Regions from separate parts of the Mus musculus genome. Here all the other regions are linked to region 4. The links are chromatin loops, found by intact Hi-C in ENCODE. Cell type or tissue: gastrocnemius. All regions are shown on one strand.

Region 1 (5,000 bases), 840 kb before region 4:
TCTCCCTTCTGAGCCCTGGAAGTACAAGAAAGGGACACATACCATCAGGTGTTTTATGGGTGCTTGAAATACAGATTCAGGTGTCATTACATTTAGGAAGCAAGTGTTTTCCTGCTAAGCCAGTCTCCTGGCCTTAGCTTCTTATTTTTTCCTCATGGTGACTGAGTTTGAGAAATTTCTCATGTATCGTAGAGTTTCAGTGATCAGAACAACATGGAACTGGCACAAAAAGAGATGTATAAAGCCATGGGACACAGTAAAGCATCCAGAGATAAATCCATAAATACAATCTACTAATTCTGAACAAGGATGCCAGGAATACAAAATAAGAAAATGGCAAGCTGTCAAACTAATGAAGCTCATATACAAAACAATGAAACTGAACCATTAGATTATATAATACACACAAGCTAACAAAAAATGGATGAAGATTTAATTATAGGGCTGGAAACCACAAACATTCTAGAAGAAAACACTGGCACAACTGTACAACTGGTCTTGGCATGATTTTACCAATATTATTTCCCAAAGCATAGGCAATGCAAAACAAAACAACTAAATAGGACTCCGTAAAGTATACATTTCTGAGTTAGTACAATTTGACTTTAAATATCAGTCATCCTACTACATGTAAAGGTATAGCTTATTTTTGCTTTGATTTCCAGATATTTTTTTAAAAAATGTGTGTGTGTGTGTGTGTGTGTGTGTGTGTGTGTGTGTGGTGTGTATAGGCTGAGTATGCCTTGAATTCAACTTGTAGACCTTATAAAGGAAACCAACATGATGCATGAAAATATGTTCAAGCCATTTGTCTAATAGGACATTAATATTTAAAGGGAAATATCTAAAATTGCAAACATTGAGGCAGTTTCAATTGAACAGGCAAGTGCACAGTGGATAACTTTGCAAATTTGGTATATGGATAAACAACAGTTAAATGAAAACTGGTGTGGCATTAAAGCTCTGTTTGCCCATGCTCTATCGTTTTACTTGCCAAAACAAAGCTTTGCTGATTTTGCCGTTCAAAATATGCCTTATCAGCTTCAAAATTACCTTTCATATAGGATTCAGTGGTCCTACACTGGTGACCACGAGATAAGTCAGAGCCCCACAAAGAAATTGTTTAGAGATGCACCAGAGATGTTGTTAACTGGGAGCCATTTAGGAACTGAAAGGAAACCAGGAGTTAAATAATACTTAAACAATATTTAGTTTTACTAGATGCTCTAACATTATTTTGTCCACGTAAAGAGACTATTTCTGTCTTTATGGTGTGATGTTATATGGTCTCTATGTTACTTGGTTTGCCTCTTCGCCTTTCCCTTCCACTCCAGCCCGAAATGACTTGTTGTTCAGCAGCCGATAGAAAGTTGTTTGAGTCAGCTAAAAGATCATCGTGAGCACTTGAGAGTTTTGAGGCCTGAGAAGACAGCCAGCTTGCATGACTAGGTTGGGTGACTTCTTCCTGTTTGCTGACGAATGTTTGCATGTTTGGCAGAATGCGGTTTAAGGGTTGCTTCCATTGTAACAAGCCTTCTGTTGGTAGGAGGCACATAGTGTTCTCTCTCAGCTGGAAGCCTTCCACACAAACCAAAACAAAACTGAAAACAAAACAACGAAAATCCTTCCTAGTTTCTAAAAGGCAAATTTGCCTTACTCTGGTCTGCCTCTGTAAGATTTTATCATTGACTTGCCATTGGAACGTTTTGTTCTCTGGATGTTCTTCTCATAATAATTCACTAAACATCAAAGAGGAACTCCACTGACCCCTTAATAATGAGATGCTTCCCTCTGGCTTCAGACCATGTCTATGAAAAAGTAACTCATTCACGGAGATCTGTCCAGCATGAGCATTTTGTTTGGATTTTAGCTATCTTTTCTCCTGAGTTATGAGGGTGTTTTAGACACACTATGAATCTGATTGAAACACTATTTTTGCAGTGAAATTCAGTAAGTGTGTTTTACCCAGGATCAGTTAGTGTGGTCACTAAACAGGATCCTACCTGAGTGTGTTGTCAGGACACAATACTATAGCTCTCTGGCCACTCTTCCGAGTTCTCTCCTCTGCCCTGTGTGCAGCAGAGGGCAGTAGTGAACTGTGCATTTTATGTGGTTTCTTTCTCCAGAAACACAAACCAAGTCAGTATAATAACAGTAATCTTGAACATGCCCATTATTGAATAATATTTTTTCTTTTGAACAAATCATCATTTACTTAGGTCACACACCCATATATAGCTTTTAATTTCTGATCTGAGACTTAACACTATAATTCATGCAATTTAGGATTTGAATATAGTATTGTTTTGCAAATAGACATTCACAAGTCAAATGTGGACAAGAAAAAATATAATTGTCTTAAGGAAATCTTGAGCATGTGCAATACAGACACACACCCACACATCTCTCTCTCTCTCTCTCTCTCTCTCTCTCTCCATATATATATGTATGTGATGGCATATATAAAATATAAAGCTTATACTCTTCCTCAAGGAAACATGTTCTCCCTTATCATCCTTCCAAGTAAATGAAATGTTTCTTATCAAATATAGTAACATGAATAGAAGATTTCTCCCCATAGGCTTATATATTTAACACTTTGTCCCCATTGCTGGTGCTTTTGGGGGACGCCATGGAAGTTTCAGGACAAGAAACTCACTGCAGGAAGAGCTTTACTGGGGAGGTCTTTGAGAGTAACTAGCCTTCCTTGTTCCATTTCCACATTGCTGTCCAGCTTTCGCTTTTCTGTTGCCCTCTAGGCCTCATGCTTTTGTTGAGCACTGTGGCGCCTTTCTCTCCCATTACTGATTTTCCTTCTCAGTGCTAGGTCAAAATAAACTCTTTCTTTTATAAGTTGCTTTGGTCATTGTGCTTTTATCATGGCAACAAAATCATGACATTGATAAAACTTAAAGATTATAAAATTATATGCTAGGAATGCCTTCCCCACATCTCAGTATCTATTTTTTACTTTCTTTGAGTTTGTTAGTTTCATCTTTTTGCTTTTTTTTTTGTCTGTGTGTATGGGAGGATAGCATACACTGGCTTTCTGAGTGCTGATGATGGCAGAGACACATTACTATACCTTGGTAATTTCAACGTTCTAGCATTTCTTTTAACTCGATACAAGATATGTTTTAACAGGAATGTTTAGTCAATTTACATTGATTCCACAGTAAATTACCTATTCAACATTAAATGCTTTCCTCAGATTGGAGTTCTTCAGTATTTTCCATCTCATTGAAAAGCACAGGCAGTCTCTAGATGGTCCATCTGGGGATCCATCCCATAATCAGCCTCCAAACGCTGACACCATGGCATACACTAGCAAGATTTTGCTGAAAGGACCCTGATATAGCTGTCTCTTGTGAGGCTATGCTGGGGCCTAGCAAACACAGAAGTGGATGCTCACAGTCAGCTATTGGATGGAACACAGGGCCCCCAATGGAGGAGGTAGAGAAAGTACCCAAGGAGCTGAAGGGATCTGCAACCCTATAGGTGGAACAACAATATGAACTAACCAGTACCCCTGAGCTCTTGTCTCTAGCTGCATGTGTATCAGAAGATGGCCTAGTCAGCCATCATTGGGAAGAGAGGCCCATTGGTCTTGCAAACTTTATATGCCTCAGTACAGGGGAACGCCAGGGCCAAGAAATGGGAGTGGGTGGGTGGGGGAGCGGGTGAGAGAGCGTGTGGGGGACTTTTGGGATAGCATTGGAAATGTAAATGAGGAAAATACCTAGTTAAAAAAAAAAAGATATCCTGGACTGCGTGTAACGAATTGTAAAATCTGCCCAATGATCCTGAGAAAGTCATGAAAATTTATAAAGTCGCATTTATAAAGCTAAGATAAAAGCTCTTGCCTCAAAGGGTTTTGTGATCATCGATATTAGTTTCTGGGTATTAAAAAATATCTTATAAACTCTGAAAAAAAAAAAAAGAAAGAAAAGCACCGGCACCAACGCAAACGCGAGTACCTGTCGCAATTCTGTCTCATGCATACCTAGCAAACCTGTCCTGTTTGCAAGTGTTGCTAATTATCCCTCCAACATAAATCCACTTTCCTCTCCCAATCTCCCTAATCCATCACTGTTTCTTATTTAGGTCCTACATGCCTCTGTATTATTTCGTGTCGTATGTTTCCATCGAAAAGCAAAATTTGTATCTTAAAAATGTTAATAATATCATGAAGTCTTTATACTTAAATTTTTGTATGCATTTTTATGACAATTTAGCCTACGTATAAATTTATGCATTCACCCAAACCTATAATTTTACTCTGCATCCCAACTACTCTGAGGACAGTTCTCTCTCTGACTCTTCTGTGCATCCACACTACCTTACTAACATTTAAAGTACCAGGTTCAGTCTTTTGTTCAGGACCTTTGTATTTGCTTTCGCTCTGCTTTTAGCATCTCCTAACCCAGCTTCTAACGTTTTGAGTTCCTTTAATAGGGGATGCCTCCGTTCCTGTAGCTCTACCCCATGAGGGTTTCTTCAACAATTCTGTGGGAGTAAACTACCCTCTACTTTATCTCTTTCACTTAGTCATAGATGGCACCCAAGCTGTAGAAGATATTCCTGAAGATATCACAACACTAAAGTGTTAAGGGAATATATCAATTTTATGAACTTTCATGCATTTCATTGTGCCAATGTGCATGAAAGAGAATCATTTGTCAAGTCAAAAGTCAAAATAATCTAATATTTATGGTGAAACATTTCTTTATCTGAAGAATGTTTTTGTCTGTTAGAATATTGAATATAAGGATACGTGAGAGCAGACAGCTAAGACTAATAAAAGCAAATGAGGAGAGGTGAGGTTTGCATCACCGAGAAAATACAATGAGATTAATGGATGGAGTCATTGGTGAAATACAAGTAAACCTATAGAAACATACACTTCGTATTTACTAAAATGGGTGTGGTGAATGTATAGGAAATGCCCTGTGAAGTTGGAATTATTATCAATTATTCATGGAAATGTACAATAATGACTC
Region 2 (5,000 bases), 680 kb before region 4:
GTTTTGGCTCATAAAAATAATCAGTTGTGCTGAAATATACATTTACTATTTTGGGCTATCGTTTATTTAATCTTTCAGTTGGGTTATCTAATGACTGATGACAAAAGCAAATAGAACTGTATAGTCTACCAAATTTAAACTCACTACTATTTAATAATTCAAATACCTTGCACTGATATCATTCAGTCCTTGTGAACTCTTATTCATTTCCTCTACTTCCCACTCCCTCTTCATCAAATGTAACATCTCAAAGGAATACTTTCTTAGACATTTATGTTGCAACTTAGATACCAAGATGCCCAAAGCCATGTACATACATATCAGGTCCATGTCACTTCTTTTATACTCCTGCAACCCAAAGGGGATGGTTTTCTCTACAACTTGGCAAAAGTAAATCTGTCTGCTCTGATTTGCTAAGCATTTCTACTCATGTCTCTTTTTGTCTTTATCTATTCTTCCTGTGTTTCATTTGCCAACCTAGTAATCAATCTATGGCTACAGGAAGAGCCAGTTTCTAGTATATCCACCTTGAAATACAGCTTCTGTGCTCTGTCTGCTTTACCCCAACTGCACCATGAACTGGTTCCAAGCCCTGAGTTACCATGGCATAATTCCCCAAACTCTAAGCTTGTCAGAGAATCTTACACAAGTAGCATCTTGCCATTTGTATTTGCAGTGCTTTCCTACCTTGTGGTACACGCTCATATAACTTGTAGTCTCCTCACCTTCTATGCCCTTACATCTGGGCACGCTGTCCTTTCATGCAAAGTCATATTTAAACCCCTATTTACATTTCCCAAATGCCTGCCATAGCTTACTTAACATTCATTACAAACAGAATAATGGCATTGTATTACTTTGTGTATGCCTTTCCTCAGAAACTTATCAAAGTTTTTCAGAACTGCAACAGTCTCAGAAGACCTGCCAACCCTCCCATTCTAAGCTACGTCATTTCCCATGCCAGCCATACCCACCCTAATCCCCTCAATCTGAACTCTTCCCCTCCTTCAAACCCCTATTTAAGGCTTTGTAAACTCCCAAGAAATCCCTCCAGTGAAAACATTTCTCTTAGTTATCTGGTGTCTGATCACTGATGCAGTAGGTGCTAACCTTAGATAAAGATCTTCACATGCAAACCAGACCCACCCCCCCCCTTTTTTTTTTCATGAAAGTCCCTTACAAGAAACTTTACTAATTCAGAGCACTCCACAAACTCTACAGATTTTCTGGCCCTTTCCTTAAAACGTTCTTTCTAGACGTAAGACAATCTGAATAGTCAGATGCATGGAGTTATAGACTTATCAAAGATTTACTTCACAATTAGCTACAATGTCTTCTTTTTACAGAAATGGAAAAGATGTCCTCAAATTTACTGACAAACACGTTGCCAAATAATCATTAATATTCCTTCTGCTTATATACAAGGGCATATCACCATGCTCCTGTCTATTCTCTCCATCCCTCTTCCCTTCTCTCTCAGACACACACACATGCACACATGCACACACACATACACCTATATTACATGGTGTACAGTTATCTCCCATCCTCCCCTAGGTTTCAGAAAGATAGAAATCACAGCTTCTTTTTATTCATTTCTTCTTTTTAAAAACAAACAAAATTCAATCAACTTAGTTTCTTCACTATCAGAAAGAGTGGACATTGGCTGAGTGAGGGGTTCACACTTGCTAATACTCCCTTAAGCTAAACCTGTGGTCTCTCTTCTGTCACCCTGAACTTGTTTCTATTGGCAAAGGTCTCATTCACTCACGTCACCGGTAGTCATATCCAGGGATTTGTGGTCAGAATGGAGTCTAGTGTGCTGTTTCCTCTTATGGTTTTGCTCTATGTTTCTCTAGCTTTTCCCCTGCCAAGAGGTGACTGGAAGTTTCTTGAACAATTGAAACAATGGTCATATCTGCTCACTGGAGAGACAGATACTTCAATAAGATCTGTCATTTTAGGATAACATAGATGACTAATCCTATCCCTTCCTTTCCTGGCTTCAGTGCACGCTTCGTGATCAACAATAACTTCTGTAATTACTTTAAAGAGAATAAAGTTAGCCTTTTCCTCTACTAGGCACAAAAGGCTGTGTTCTCCTTCTCTGTGGCCCTTAATGACACAGGGTATAGAAGGCTGTGTTCTCCCTCTTTGTGGTCCTTGACATGTACCTGAATTGCCCCTGCCCTGTGCCTGCAGTGAACGAAGATGTTGCAGCCTCGTCAATTTTCCTACAAAAGCATTCACTTTCTTAATATTGACTTAAACTATTTTTGAAAGGGCATCAAAAATAGACTCTCTGTGGGAATGAGATACATGAAGCTTTCACGCAAGCCTTAGTTGAAGCTGCATGACATTCACCTGTGTCTCACTACCAGTCCAATGTCTTATAACACCTCCTACTGGGTCAAATGCTTTCACGATTATATCTTAATTGATCAAACATCTTTTCTAAGGTTAGTTTGCTATACTTCTGTTTTGTCTCCATGTAAGAAACAAGTATAGGCAAGTAGGGTTTTGTTTGTTTTTGTTTTACATTGTGTCTTCAAGTTAATCTTAAGAATTTAATATAGATCATATACCTTGATTTTGTAAATGTATTGATGAGGAATTTGTATTCATGAGTAAATATTGATTCCATGAATTGTAACTTGGAATATAAATAAGTATTTATTACCTTTGCCTAGTTTCCTGCTGTGTATAGTTATGGAATACTGAGGATAATTTTTTTCCTCATCCATGAATACTTCTTGGCTCAGGTGTTTATCCACCAGCAGAGGGCACAATGCACATTAAGATTTGGGACTTCAAACTGAACGTCCGTTTCTTCCTGGGTCACCTGCAATCTGTTCATTTACACTCAGGTCATTCCTAAAGACAGCACAACACAGAATCATTCAGATAACACAGCAAAAATGTGTTTTATTGTTTTGATCATCACCTATAGCTAGAGAAGAAAAGAATACCATATCTGTTATGATGAATATGCCGTCTTATTCATAATTTCAGGAAAGATAGGTCCATTCTTTTGTAGTTTTAGTAACCATCATATCGGGGTGTTTAAAAACTCAACATATAATCAGATAAAATTAAAATTCTCATATGTAAACAGTGTATAAATAACATAAGTCTAATCTACATGTTATAACTTTGTATCATAACAAATGCACCCTTTTCAGAATTCTCTTTGTTCTAGAAAAATGTTCAAGGCTTTTCACAAATCATTTATTCTCTCTCAAGGGAGTCTGACTTTGTAATTTGTAAAATATTTTTGTTTATTTAAGTCAAGAAATCTCTGGTTTTCACAGATGTCTTCCATATAAGAAAAAATATTACTGCCCTCAATGCAATCCTTTATTGAAAATTTCCTGGCTGAATACTCATGGGTTACAAAAGAACATGATTGGTAGTCTCCAATAAAACCTCGAAGGAGGAACAGAAAATTGAAATGTCACATTTTGATTAAGTCCTGTCACTTCTACATCTCATATGCATAACCAGAGTGTTTACCTCCTGGTCATATACCAACACAGAATCAGGAGTGCAAACACCTCCTGTCACAGTTAGTGTTGGTCTGAGGAAGAATTCACCCACACACACACACACGCACACACGCACACACATTTATGTACATAAATACAGATAGACACTAGGCCATTATCTTCAAAATTCTTATAAAACAAAATAAACTATAATTTTGGAGATAGCTTAGTTATTAAAGAGCTTACTGTGCAAGCAGAAAGACCTGACTTTGGATCACCAGCATCCACATAAAAAGACAGGCAGGGTAACTTGTATCAGCAGCCTCAGTTCTAGAGAGGCAGAGCCATGAGGAGCCTTGGAGTCCACTGAGCAGCTAGTGTAACCCAATCAGTGAGCTACAGAGTCAATGAGGACCATTTCTTGACCATTTCTTGAAAAATAAAACAAAGACTTCTGGAAGAAGATGCCTGTGGTCTGTAGAAGCACACACATATATGTGCAGATGCACCCACAAACACACATAGGCGCATGCACGGACCAAGAATACGTACATTCACACGAACCACATATATGAATGTTCAGCTAGCAATAGTGCATTACAGACATCATTCACCATTTGCCTCACTAAATATTGTCATCACTAATAAGTTAAGCAGTATGAAATCACTGGCACTTGATCCCTTTTTTGTCTGATTCATTTTTCCTTTATCATTTTATACAATAAAATGTAAAGCAAATAAATTGTCATCTGTCCAATTTATTTTTCTCTATACTCAATTGTTAGTTTTCTGTTTATAATACTATATAGAAATATGTAGTAGTTAGGGATGGGGACCTGGGGGTAGCCACTAGAAAGTCTCAGATACCAGAGAAACAAGAGGCTCACAGGACCCAAAAGAGCTGACTTTAGCCGATATACACAACAAAGAGGAGATAGAACCTGTTGGGAGATAGGGCCACCCACTCATCTCAAAATGTTTAACCCAGAAATGTTCCTGTCTAAACGAAAGACAGGGACAAAATACTGGAACAGAGACTGAAGAGAAGGTCTTCTAGAGACCACCCCACCTAGGGATCCATTCCTTTCTGCAGACACCAAACCCACATACTATTGTTGATGACAAGAAGCGCTTGCTGAGTCCAGTATAGCTGTTCCCCGAGAGGGAACACCTGACCAATACAGATGCAAACACTCAGAGCCAACCATTGAACTGAGCCCAGGAACCCCAATGGAAGAGCTAGGGGAAGGAATGGAGGAGCTGAAGGGGATTGTAACCTTATAAGAAGAACAATATCAACTAACTGGACCACTCAGAGCTCTCAGAGACAAAACAATCAACAAGAGTATACATGGAAATGGCTCCAGATATATATGCAACAGAGGATTGCCTTATCTGATATCAATGGGAGGGGTGCTCCTTGATCCTGTGGATGTTTGATGCCCCAGAGTAAGGGTATGTTATAGGGGTGAGATAGGAGTGGGTAAGTGGGTGGAGGAGCACCCTCATATAGGC
Region 3 (5,000 bases), 970 kb before region 4:
ACATGGCATACAAAATTTAAAATACTAAAGGTTAAATTTAATAAAAGACACGAGTCATGTACCACAAACATGGGTAAAAGAAACCAAATCAATGTGTTGAGATACAACTTAATAACTCCCGAGATGAAATACTTTTCTCCCTTTCCCATAGTGATACAACTTCAATGTGGTATTTGTACAAATACCATCAACATTTTCCTTTTGTGGGGGTATAAATTAATAACATATATCTACAATTTACTAGGAGATGAAATTTTTGTAAGGGAAAAACATGGGATTAAGACAGTACTTAATACCAAGACTATAAAATAACTAATATATTTAAGGAAACACCTATGTCTACAGGCCCAGTAGATTTCAGAATTTAAACCTTACATATATGTTCAAATAAAATTTTGCAGCTAGTCAAAATAATGACTTGATAATAAGAGTCCTCTTAGCAAAGGTGCCATGGTAACTGAATATGTGTAAAAGTGTTGTAATTCATCTTCTACCTCACATGGCTTATCTGAATTAACTCAAGAAAGATGATAATTCCAAATATAGAGCCTATAACTAGAAATGAAAAGAAATCCTCAAAGAAAAGAGTCCAGGTTCAAAACTGTTTGAGAGCACTGACATTTTCTAAGATGGATTTCATGTAAATGAAAAATTAAGTTTATTCTAGTACCTGAGTGCATTAAGAGCTTTAGACAAGCACACTTCCCTTGAGCAGCATTCTAACCCACAAATTAAAACATTTGCTCTGTAAAGAGGAGTTTGTAAAGATGGTAAAATGAGCCACCAGGTATGAGCTAGCCTTTGCTACGAGCTAAATTTGCAAAGCACACTTCCTCTCAAAGCTGTATCAGAAAATAAATTACAAAATACACAGAAAACATGAGTGGCAGGCACGATTAGGAATAGAATTGTGAGCGAAAAGAATGTTCTACAATACAGGTAATTAGAATGGCTAAAATAAATAAAATTGAATTTATTAGTTATTTGCCAGAATTCAACTTTGTTGACAGGACCATGAAATAATATAAACATTTGACAGTTATATTTAATTACAAATATTTATTTAATTGTTCAAGCTTTAACAACTCTAAATATTTATGAAATGGAAAGGAGAACACGTGTCTGCAGAAAGGGTACAGATACAGTGACTTTGATCTGAGATTTTGTGAAATTCTAAGGTGCATTGCAAAGGCATGAACTCGTATCATTCAGAGCAACACAGATGGATCGCAACATCTTCGTCCTAAGTACTGAATTCCAGACACGACACTTTGCATAATGCTACAATTTCGTTAACAAAACTCTAAAGAGAAAAACTGAGACCGTAAAGATTTCAGCAGTGGTTAGTAAGGGCGAGGTAGCAGTGAGTATGGAGATGGTCACGGGCACAGGGTGGTGACAAAGTTCTTTATCCCGACAGTAGTTATGAAAACAGTTAAATTTTACTGTGTAAAGTAAAAAAACTCCTAAAATTGTGCTTTTTATGATCGATGAGTTTTTATTATATACACGTTACACTTCAAAAATTTTATTGACAAACTAGTTGAAAGTCATTTACTCAGTGGGACCGCCTGCAGCCTCTGCGGCCTCACTGTCACTTACTGGGATGGTTATGTAAAATTTGCAGCAACTTGCGCAGGTTAACGGAAGCCACTAATAGTTATTAAACACTGTGTCCTGTTCTGAGTGCCTTCACAGCTTTTCCTGATTGGATCTTCCCATTACTCCTGAGAAGGTGTGATAGTACCATCTCCATATGACAAAGACTGTCTCAGTTAGGGTTTCTATTGCTGTGAAACACCATGACCAAAAAGCAATTAGGGAGGAAAGGGTTTATTTGGCTTCCATTTACAGATCATAGTCCATCACTGAAGGAAGTCAGGATAGGAACTCAAACAGGGCTGGAACCTATGGCAGGAGCTGATGCAGAGTTCGTAGAGGGGTGCTGCTTACTGGCTTTCTTTACGTGGCTTGCCCAGCCTTCTTTCTTAAAGAACCCAGGACCGCTAGCCCAGAAGTGGTCCTCCCCTACAGTGGGCTGGGCCCTCCCCCCATTGACCACTAATTGAGAAAATGCCTTATAGCTGGATCTCATGGAGGCACTTCCTCACCTGAGGCTCCTTCCTCTCTGATGACTCTAGCTTGTCTTCAGTTGTCACACAAAACCAGCCAGTTCAAAGAGAAAACGGACCCCCTAAATACTCAGCAACAGTGCATAGCAGTAAATGTACAGGCAGCCTGACTCTAGAGATCAGAGAGCACTAAAGGTTGGGTGATTTCCTAAAGCTTATCTGACATTGGACAAGATGTTTTACAAACCCTAACATTGCTCAACAGATCAGCCATTGCTTTACTGAAGTTTTGTCAGTGTAACATGTCTCTTGCAATCGAAAGCCAATCAACTGCTTGTTAATTGTAACTTTGTATTGCTTTAAGTCAAAAATACGTCTTGCAGAAATCTCTAAATCTGCTATAACATCCAGCATGAAAGTCTGTGTTTAGAGTGTTCAGAATATAGGGACAGAGTTGAAGCTTTAGTTCAAGTGCAGTTTACAAACTCTTCCAGCAGATGGCAGTACAGCCATTGTTAAAAATGTTTGCTACACAGGTGACCTTAGCTGCTTTTTTCCTTCCTTCCTTCCTTCCTTCCTTCCTTCCTTCCTTCCTTCCTTCCTTCCTTCCTTCCTTCCTTCCTTCCTTCCTTCCTTCCTTCCTCCCTCCCTCCTCCCCCTCCCACCCTTTCTTCCTTTCTTTCCTTCCTGTCCTTTCTCTCTGTTTTTGTTGGTGTTCTCTGTGATGAGTCCTTTAAGGTTGCTTTAACAATTCTACTCCAGACATAACAGTTAACGATAAAGGTTAAGCCAGGTGTCAAAGTCTTTAGATCAAACCAGGACATCCATGGTTAGGTCTTGTGAAGGGTATTCTCAGTTGTATTTGACTATAACTGAAGTGAACTGCAATCTAGAAATAGAGGGTATACATGTGACCTGGATCTTGAGGCAGAAAGACAACATGGATTTTATTCAGATCTTGAATCTGGAAGACACAGGCTTTTGATCCAGATCTTGAGGTGGGATGGCGTATAACTTTAATCCAGATCTTGAGGCATACCTTAATATATATATATATATATATTCCATAGGTTCTGTGACTCTAGAGAACCCTGACTAATACAGAAATACAGATCTGGAAAAAGGGTGATGAGAATTTGATTTTGAACTTATCCAGACAAACTAATGTCTAGAGGAGGCGGCAGTTACAGAAATGACAATTGAGCAGCCAACTGCCTATCTTGGGGTTCACAAGAAATGTCAGTCAAAGAGAAAAGGGTTTTCTTGTCAGATTTGAGCAGAGGTGTTAAACTAAATGTTTGCCAGAAGGAATGGTATGAACTTAGACTGTATTTTGAGGTACCATCTTTCAATTAATTCACATAGCTATCAATAGCTGAGTCTGCTGGTCCCATTAGAAGCACAGATCAAGCAATAGATGTGCCTGGGTCTGGTGGTGCAGGGCTGAAATCACAACAAATGGGAAGACTGAGACCAGAAAATCCCAAGCTCAAGCCAGAGGTTTAAGACCAGTCTGGACTCTGTTTCAAAGTGAACATAGCATTGCATATCTATCTCAGTCAATGGTGGAGTGCTTGTGTAGCATGTTCAAGGGCTAGATCCATCTCTGCGTGGGACAGCAGAGGTGTTGCACCAAAGAGCTTTCTGTATTGACATTGGGGTCGAGAAGAGGCATGAAAGTTTTAGAAACCTTCTCTTAAATGCTAGCACTTAGGAGAGGTCTGCAAGTCTTGTGTGCTGGGAGCCGATGGGCAAGGGGGAAGGAAACAAGAGTCATAAATAATCTGAAGACATTTAGGAAATCTGTGAAAGGAAGCCATGGCCTGTGAGCAAGTGTTGCCCAGGTTGATGGAGATAGACAGGTTATCATGAGAAAGTGGCAGAGAGAATATGGAAAGGTACAGAAGTTCCTTTTTCAAGTTGGGCAGGGAGTGGGGCTTTGGATGTGGGGGAGGGGAGATGATTCTGTAGGTTGAGTAGACACAGGAATAGAGGAAATCCTGACACAGCCTAAAGACTCAGCCCATTTGTATGTGCAGTGAAGGGGCTATTTGAAATTATACTGAAGTTGGTTTTCTCTTTCCCTTAAATGACATTTAGATAATCTAATGAAACTGTATAACCTCATTTACCAGCAGCTTTGTCAATGTCAGAATAAAATTAGACATATAATGTTAAGGCACATCTGAAAATAAGTTTTTCAATTATCTCTGCTCAGCTCCCCTCTACGGCTGATGTTTCAAGTTTGGGACAAAGGTCAGCCATGTTGGTCTCCTTTGCTGTAAGCATCCAAGAACTGACATTTTGGCCAGTGAAAGACCTAAGGGAACTGCTGTGGTATCTTTGAAGCATTTACAGTTTTGCAGTGTTCTGTAGTCAGTTCTTATGTTTCAGCTGTGAGTGAGTTTTATTATTAAACTTTTGAAAGAGCTTTCATTCTGTTCCTCTCAGCTCTTCCTAAAGGAGAAGAAGGCTTGCTGAGGACTGAGTCTTTTGCATGGGAGCTCTGGTTTTCTGGTGTCGTTACTGTGCAAAAGAATGCAAAGCCTGCCCTTGAGTCTGTCTCAGGAGGACTAGCAATTCCAGAGCAGCAAATAACTCTGGAGTTAAGCATACTGGTTTCATTAAAAACTAATATTAACAGGACAGAATTTTCAGAGGCAGTGGAAAGTGGAGAAAGGACAGGAAGAAAGTCGTATGTGGGCATCCCCAGAGAAATAGTGTCTGTTCCTACAGCACTGCTAGGCAGTTTGTTTACAAATCCATGCATACACATACTTGGTTTCAACTTAACTCTTTGAATCTCTGTTTTGTATCTGTCAACAGCCAATAAGGAACACAGATTGAAGTCTCTCCAAATATGTGTTCCAATGTGAAAACAGGTGGGTGGGTACCAGAAAAACGAGGGTGCTCTCCTATAGATTTTAG
Region 4 (5,000 bases):
TGAAAATGCACAGGTAAAAGGGAGGTGATTAATTTAGATGCCACTGTAGCAAAACCAATGAGATGGATCACTTTTCTAAAAAAAAAAAAAAAATGCAACCAAGTTTTAAAAGAACTGCGCTTCCTAGAAGCAATGTTTGAGTCATAATGTGAAACGGAAGGCCTTTAGGAGCCCTGGGAGGACTGCAGAGCAGTACAGAAAAACAGGGTTTTGCCAAACCCAGCAGCTTGTTGGAATCAGCTCAGTGGCTCATGTCCCTACCCACTCCACGCCTCTGTTTCCCCAGCTGCAGATGAAGAACTGTGTCTAACTGGATGGCTGGGAATGAATCTTTCTTCAGTTCTTCTCATCATCTTTACTGACATCTCAAGCTTTGCTTTTATTGAACATCTATAACAGGACATTGTCTCCCTTAGAGCTGAAATGTGAAAGCTGTGAATTAGGAATGCAAAACAACTTTTAAAATAGATTCACAATGTAGATATTAACCAGTAGGGATTAGGCGACTGGCATGCAATGAATGACCCGTTAGTAGCCTAGAAGTAACAAGAAATACAGTCTCATACCACCACTCAGTTAAGGGCATTTTCCTTGGCCATTTGTTTTCCAGGGGTGTGGTGAGGACTTCTAGTAACAGCTGTGTCAATTCTAGGCTCTTCACAAGGCAACGAGATAACAGAGCACACAGAGATAATTCCTTTCCTGTGCTTGGAACAGAACAAGTAGCCCTATGCTCAAATCCAGTGACAGAGCCTGCCGTTAACTAGACGGCGTTTCAATTCAGACAATCAATTATTACATTAGTCTAGTCAAGAGTTCAACAATGCAAGTCAACATTCCCTTCGAACAGGTTATTCTTAAGTATGTTTTGAATGCCAGCCATCAGCTGTACCCCGAAGCTGTGTTTTACCTGCAGTTATCCGTGTAGTCTGCAGGGGCCAGGTTTCCACACGTGGGTTAATAAGAAAATAGTAAGGTGATGAAATACACGCTGGTCCTAGGTGTTGTTCCAAGCACTGTAAGAATGTATGCACAGCTCAGAGTGGTGGCTCACACCTTTAAGACCAGCACTCCTGAGATAGAGGCAGGGAAAGCTCTGTGGGTTCCAGGCCAGCCAGGGGTACATAGAGAAGCCCTGTCTCGAAACAACAACAACAATAACAACAAAAAGATCCAAACCACTTAAGTATAAATGATAAACACCTACACATCACAGCCTAACGATGGAGAGGTTTGTCCAGTCAGGCCTCTCTACCACATTACCATACACCCTCCCATCAACTTTCCTGAAGCCATACCTCTCACTTTATTGGAGCCCCTCCAAGTGCTATTTCAGTGCTCCTGGGCTTACTGTCTGATCAGTCTTAAGATGTTCGGAACTGTTGAATCGCTGCCAATATGAGGCACAAGTGACAGTCTCAAGGCCTGCAGCCGCTCGTGGTCTGAAGTGGAAGGAAGCAGCTTCATTTGTATTCAGCAAGGTTTTTAGAAGTTTCCTCCCGCCCCCTCTGACTCAAAGGTTCTGTTTGATCAGCAACACGTGCTTCCACAACTGGGCTTTTGAGAAATTTTTATGTGAATTTGGAATTATTTATTGAATTTATTCTGCACTTTTGGGAATTAAGCTTCAGGGTTCATGCATGCTAGGCCACTGAATCGTATCCTAGCCCAGAATGCTATACTCTATACCCATCCATATGCTACCCCTATGAGCTCTCATTTACTGAAAGACATTACAACATATATATACATATACATATATGTGTATATATATACATACATATATACACATATGTGTGTGTGTGTGTGTATGCCTTGTTTTCATTCCCTTTTATAGCTGTCAAATTTAATTATGGCTGAAGATAAAATGAAACAATACATCATTCATTTTTTTTACAACATTGACTTAATTTAAAAACAAAATGTGAATTCTTCATGCGTTCCTTTAAGTAACTACAGCTTTTTGTTTTAACCGTTCAGAAATTTCCTCTTTTCAGAGGTAAACCGTGTTTCCTTTGAGGTTTTGGTGGAGAAGCAACCAGTATAAAAACATGTTAAGATATATCATTCAAAGTCCAAACTTAACCAAGATTCTGTTTTAAAAGCTTCTTTCACAAAACAAAGCAAAACAAAACAAAACAAAACAAAACCTGTCCCAGGAGAGACAGCACTAGCCGCTCCAGAGTGAGGCAACACTGCCCTCTGGAGGCTGATTAGCGTGTCCGTTTCACACAAACCCTGCCACCGACAGGGCTACCAGCCCGTTCCTACCCAACACTTCTTTCATCTTTAGAAACATCCCCTGCTGTTTAATTTCCATCATTTTTACTGATCTGCCCTCAAGAGAACAAGATGAATTTCATCTGAAGTCCATTTGACTCTTTTATTCTACAAGACTTGCGGTTGATAATCCTTTCTCCAAAATCTTTAGAGTTCACAATTCCGTGGCTCCTAGAAGAGTAGCTGCTAACAACATATCGGAACCGATAGAAATTTAGGTTAGGTTTTTACAAGTTTTACAACCAATATATTTCCAAAACCAGTGGGGAAAAACAATGACTACTAAGAACACTGGGGACGTGCAAGGACTCTTGGGCATTTGCCTAAATGGGATCAATGAAGAAACAGACATAGAGTTGTATCATTGGCTCAGATCATCAAGAAATAAGTTGCATATAAATTGAATTTTACAAATTAATTTAAAAATATATCTTTAATTTTTTAAAGCTTTTACCCAAATTGCTATTTTTCTTAACATATCCATGCCCTTTTCTGGTAAGCAATATAGCATGAATCATTAGTTATTACACCAAACACCATGACAGTGAAAACATCAAGTCTTGTTACAAACGTTTGTTTCTAATTGCTACAGGCTCTTTGTGGGTGCTCATTCGCCCTTTAAAACTGGTATTCCTCTTTCCTGACTACGAGAATAACTTTTTATTTCTTCCTCACCTAAAATAATTCCCACGAGCAGGGCAGTGATTATGATCTCAGAGCTTCACTTTACCTGGGTTACAAGCAAGTTTTACAACACATTGGGAATACACTTGAGAGTACTAACAAGTGCTTTCTCCGCTAAGGAATGCTAACATTGCCTAGGCTTATGGTGACCTGGCTCATTCCAGTGAATCATCCGGCTTTCCTGGAGGATGACATAGCATTTCACTCTTCCATGACTCTGCACTTTCTCTCTGCCTGCCGAATCTTATTTCCTTCCGTGGGAAGCTGGCAGACTGCCCCTCCTCCATCAAAGCCCAATGCTATTGCTTCTCAGGAAGGGCTCTTCCCGAGCCTGCCCACGTGCAGTAGCTGAGAGACAGTAACACTATGTAACTACTAGGGAGAGCAGGGAGAGCTAGGACTGACCCAAGCGGACACCATCTCGCTGAAAACATAGTTCTCCAGTGATTCTGGGTGACAGGAGAGATCGTCGGTGGGTCAAAACAACAAAGCATTTTCTCTGGGGGTAAAGCATAGACAACTCAGCTTTTTGTAATGATTTCACCGTTAATTGGCTTACAAAATGAGTCTCCTTTAAAATACAGTAACTAGCTTGTTGTGTCAACTGCTGTAGCAGAGCAGGCATTCCCACATGAGAGCAGCTACATCACGTCACGTGGCAAAGATAAATGGAGCACTTAAGTATTTTGCCAAATTGCATAATTATAAAAATTTCAACGTGGGCCTGCCTCTCGTTTACACAGGTGCGAGTGTTCATTAACCAGTTATATCAGCCAAACGTGGTGAAAGACATCAGCAGAAACCCAGATTTGCAGGCCATCAGGATTGCTTCTGTGAACCCCATCCTGGACCCCTGGATTTACATCCTTCTTCGGAAGACTGTGCTCAGTAAAGCCATAGAGAAGATCAAGTGCCTCTTCTGCCGCATTGGCGGTTCCGGCAGAGACAGCTCGGCCCAGCACTGCTCAGAGAGTCGGAGGACATCTTCCGCCATGTCCGGCCACTCTCGCTCCTTCCTCGCCCGGGAGTTAAAGGAGATCAGCAGCACGTCCCAGACCCTCCTGTACCTGCCAGACCTGACTGAAAGCAGCCTCGGAGGCAGGAATTTGCTTCCAGGTTCGCATGGCATGGGCCTGACCCAAGCAGACACCACCTCGCTGAGAACTTTGCGAATTTCCGAGACCTCAGACTCCTCCCAGGGCCAGGACTCTGAGAGTGTCCTGTTGGTGGATGAGGTTAGTGGGAGCCACAGAGAGGAGCCTGCCTCTAAAGGAAACTCTCTGCAAGTCACATTCCCCAGTGAAACTCTGAAATTATCTGAAAAATGTATATAGTAGCTAAAGGGGGAATCTTATAAAATCCTGTGCAATAGACATACATAGCTGTACTCAGAAGGGCTGTCTTCATCTGGACTCCCACTAGAGAACAGGCGAGCTCCTGAGGGCTCTCCAAGGCTGCAGACTGAGGTCCTTGAGTGCCCAGGCTTGAAGCACATTGGCTGTCATTCTGATGTGACTCGAGATTGCAGTTGCAACTTGGCAGCTTTTTTCTACTGGACAGGAAGATGGCAGAAGCTACGCTATTGTCATAGCAAAAGAGCTTTCTATTTGGCACATACCAGGGGTCCAGCTACTGGAAGGGCTCTACCCCAAACTCTGAGGACTACCTTACAGCTGACTTAAGTGTCTCACTAAAGCATGAAATGTGAATTTTTATTGTTGGAAATATAATTTAAGGTATTTATGTTCTTCTCTGTGAGAAGGTTTATTGTTAATACAAGGTATAAAAAACACATGATATGCCCTCTCCTGCCAATATAACCAGCTAATATTGTCGATGTTATTTTTTTTTTTCCATAAACAAGTTCAGGCCAAAGTGTTGAAAACAGAGTGAAACTAATATCTATAAAATAGATATAAATTTTTAAAATAGTTTAGTATCATCAAAGAAAAAATAAGTAGTATTTAAGATGTGAAAAATGAACAACCTAAAATATATTTTCCAAGCTATATATAATAATGAAAAATAAAAACATT

What was found. A loop is a pair of places that touch in the nucleus more often than their neighbours do. Peaks named below come from ENCODE experiments on the same cell type or tissue, not always from the same donor. Only the 100,000 strongest peaks of a DNase experiment are listed, where the experiment ranks them.
Region 1: it touches region 4 in a loop (6-fold over the local background); 34 of 42 quality-filtered maps call a loop at or near these places.
Region 2: it touches region 4 in a loop (11-fold over the local background); 39 of 42 quality-filtered maps call a loop at or near these places.
Region 3: a loop joins it to region 4, with 21 times the contacts of the local background. A loop is called at or near these places in 32 of 42 quality-filtered maps.

What each region holds. Positions count from the first base shown.
Region 1 is chr15:6,077,991-6,082,990 of GRCm38, reverse strand. No RefSeq gene overlaps it. Among named protein-coding and RNA genes, the nearest start is that of Gm41259, 36 kb to the right of the region's middle. In gastrocnemius, a CTCF peak has its summit at 2,072 (motif pointing right); a DNase peak (open chromatin) is centred at 2,068; H3K4me3 peaks cover 991 bases; H3K27ac peaks cover 1,362 bases.
Region 2 is chr15:5,913,246-5,918,245 of GRCm38, reverse strand. No RefSeq gene overlaps it. Among named protein-coding and RNA genes, the nearest start is that of Gm41259, 130 kb to the left of the region's middle. In gastrocnemius, a CTCF peak has its summit at 2,762 (motif pointing right); a DNase peak (open chromatin) is centred at 2,787.
Region 3 is chr15:6,207,061-6,212,060 of GRCm38, reverse strand. No RefSeq gene overlaps it. Among named protein-coding and RNA genes, the nearest start is that of Gm23139, 58 kb to the right of the region's middle. In gastrocnemius, a CTCF peak has its summit at 2,561 (motif pointing right); a DNase peak (open chromatin) is centred at 2,567.
Region 4 is chr15:5,233,930-5,238,929 of GRCm38, reverse strand. It overlaps Ptger4 (prostaglandin E receptor 4 (subtype EP4)), which reads left to right. Exons shown (of 3, transcript NM_008965.2): 3 at 3,708-5,000. The coding sequence ends at 4,298. Among named protein-coding and RNA genes, the nearest start is that of Ptger4, 7.8 kb to the left of the region's middle. In gastrocnemius, a CTCF peak has its summit at 2,203 (motif pointing left); DNase peaks (open chromatin) are centred at 2,200, 3,228 and 3,995; H3K4me3 peaks cover 2,598 bases; H3K27ac peaks cover 1,883 bases.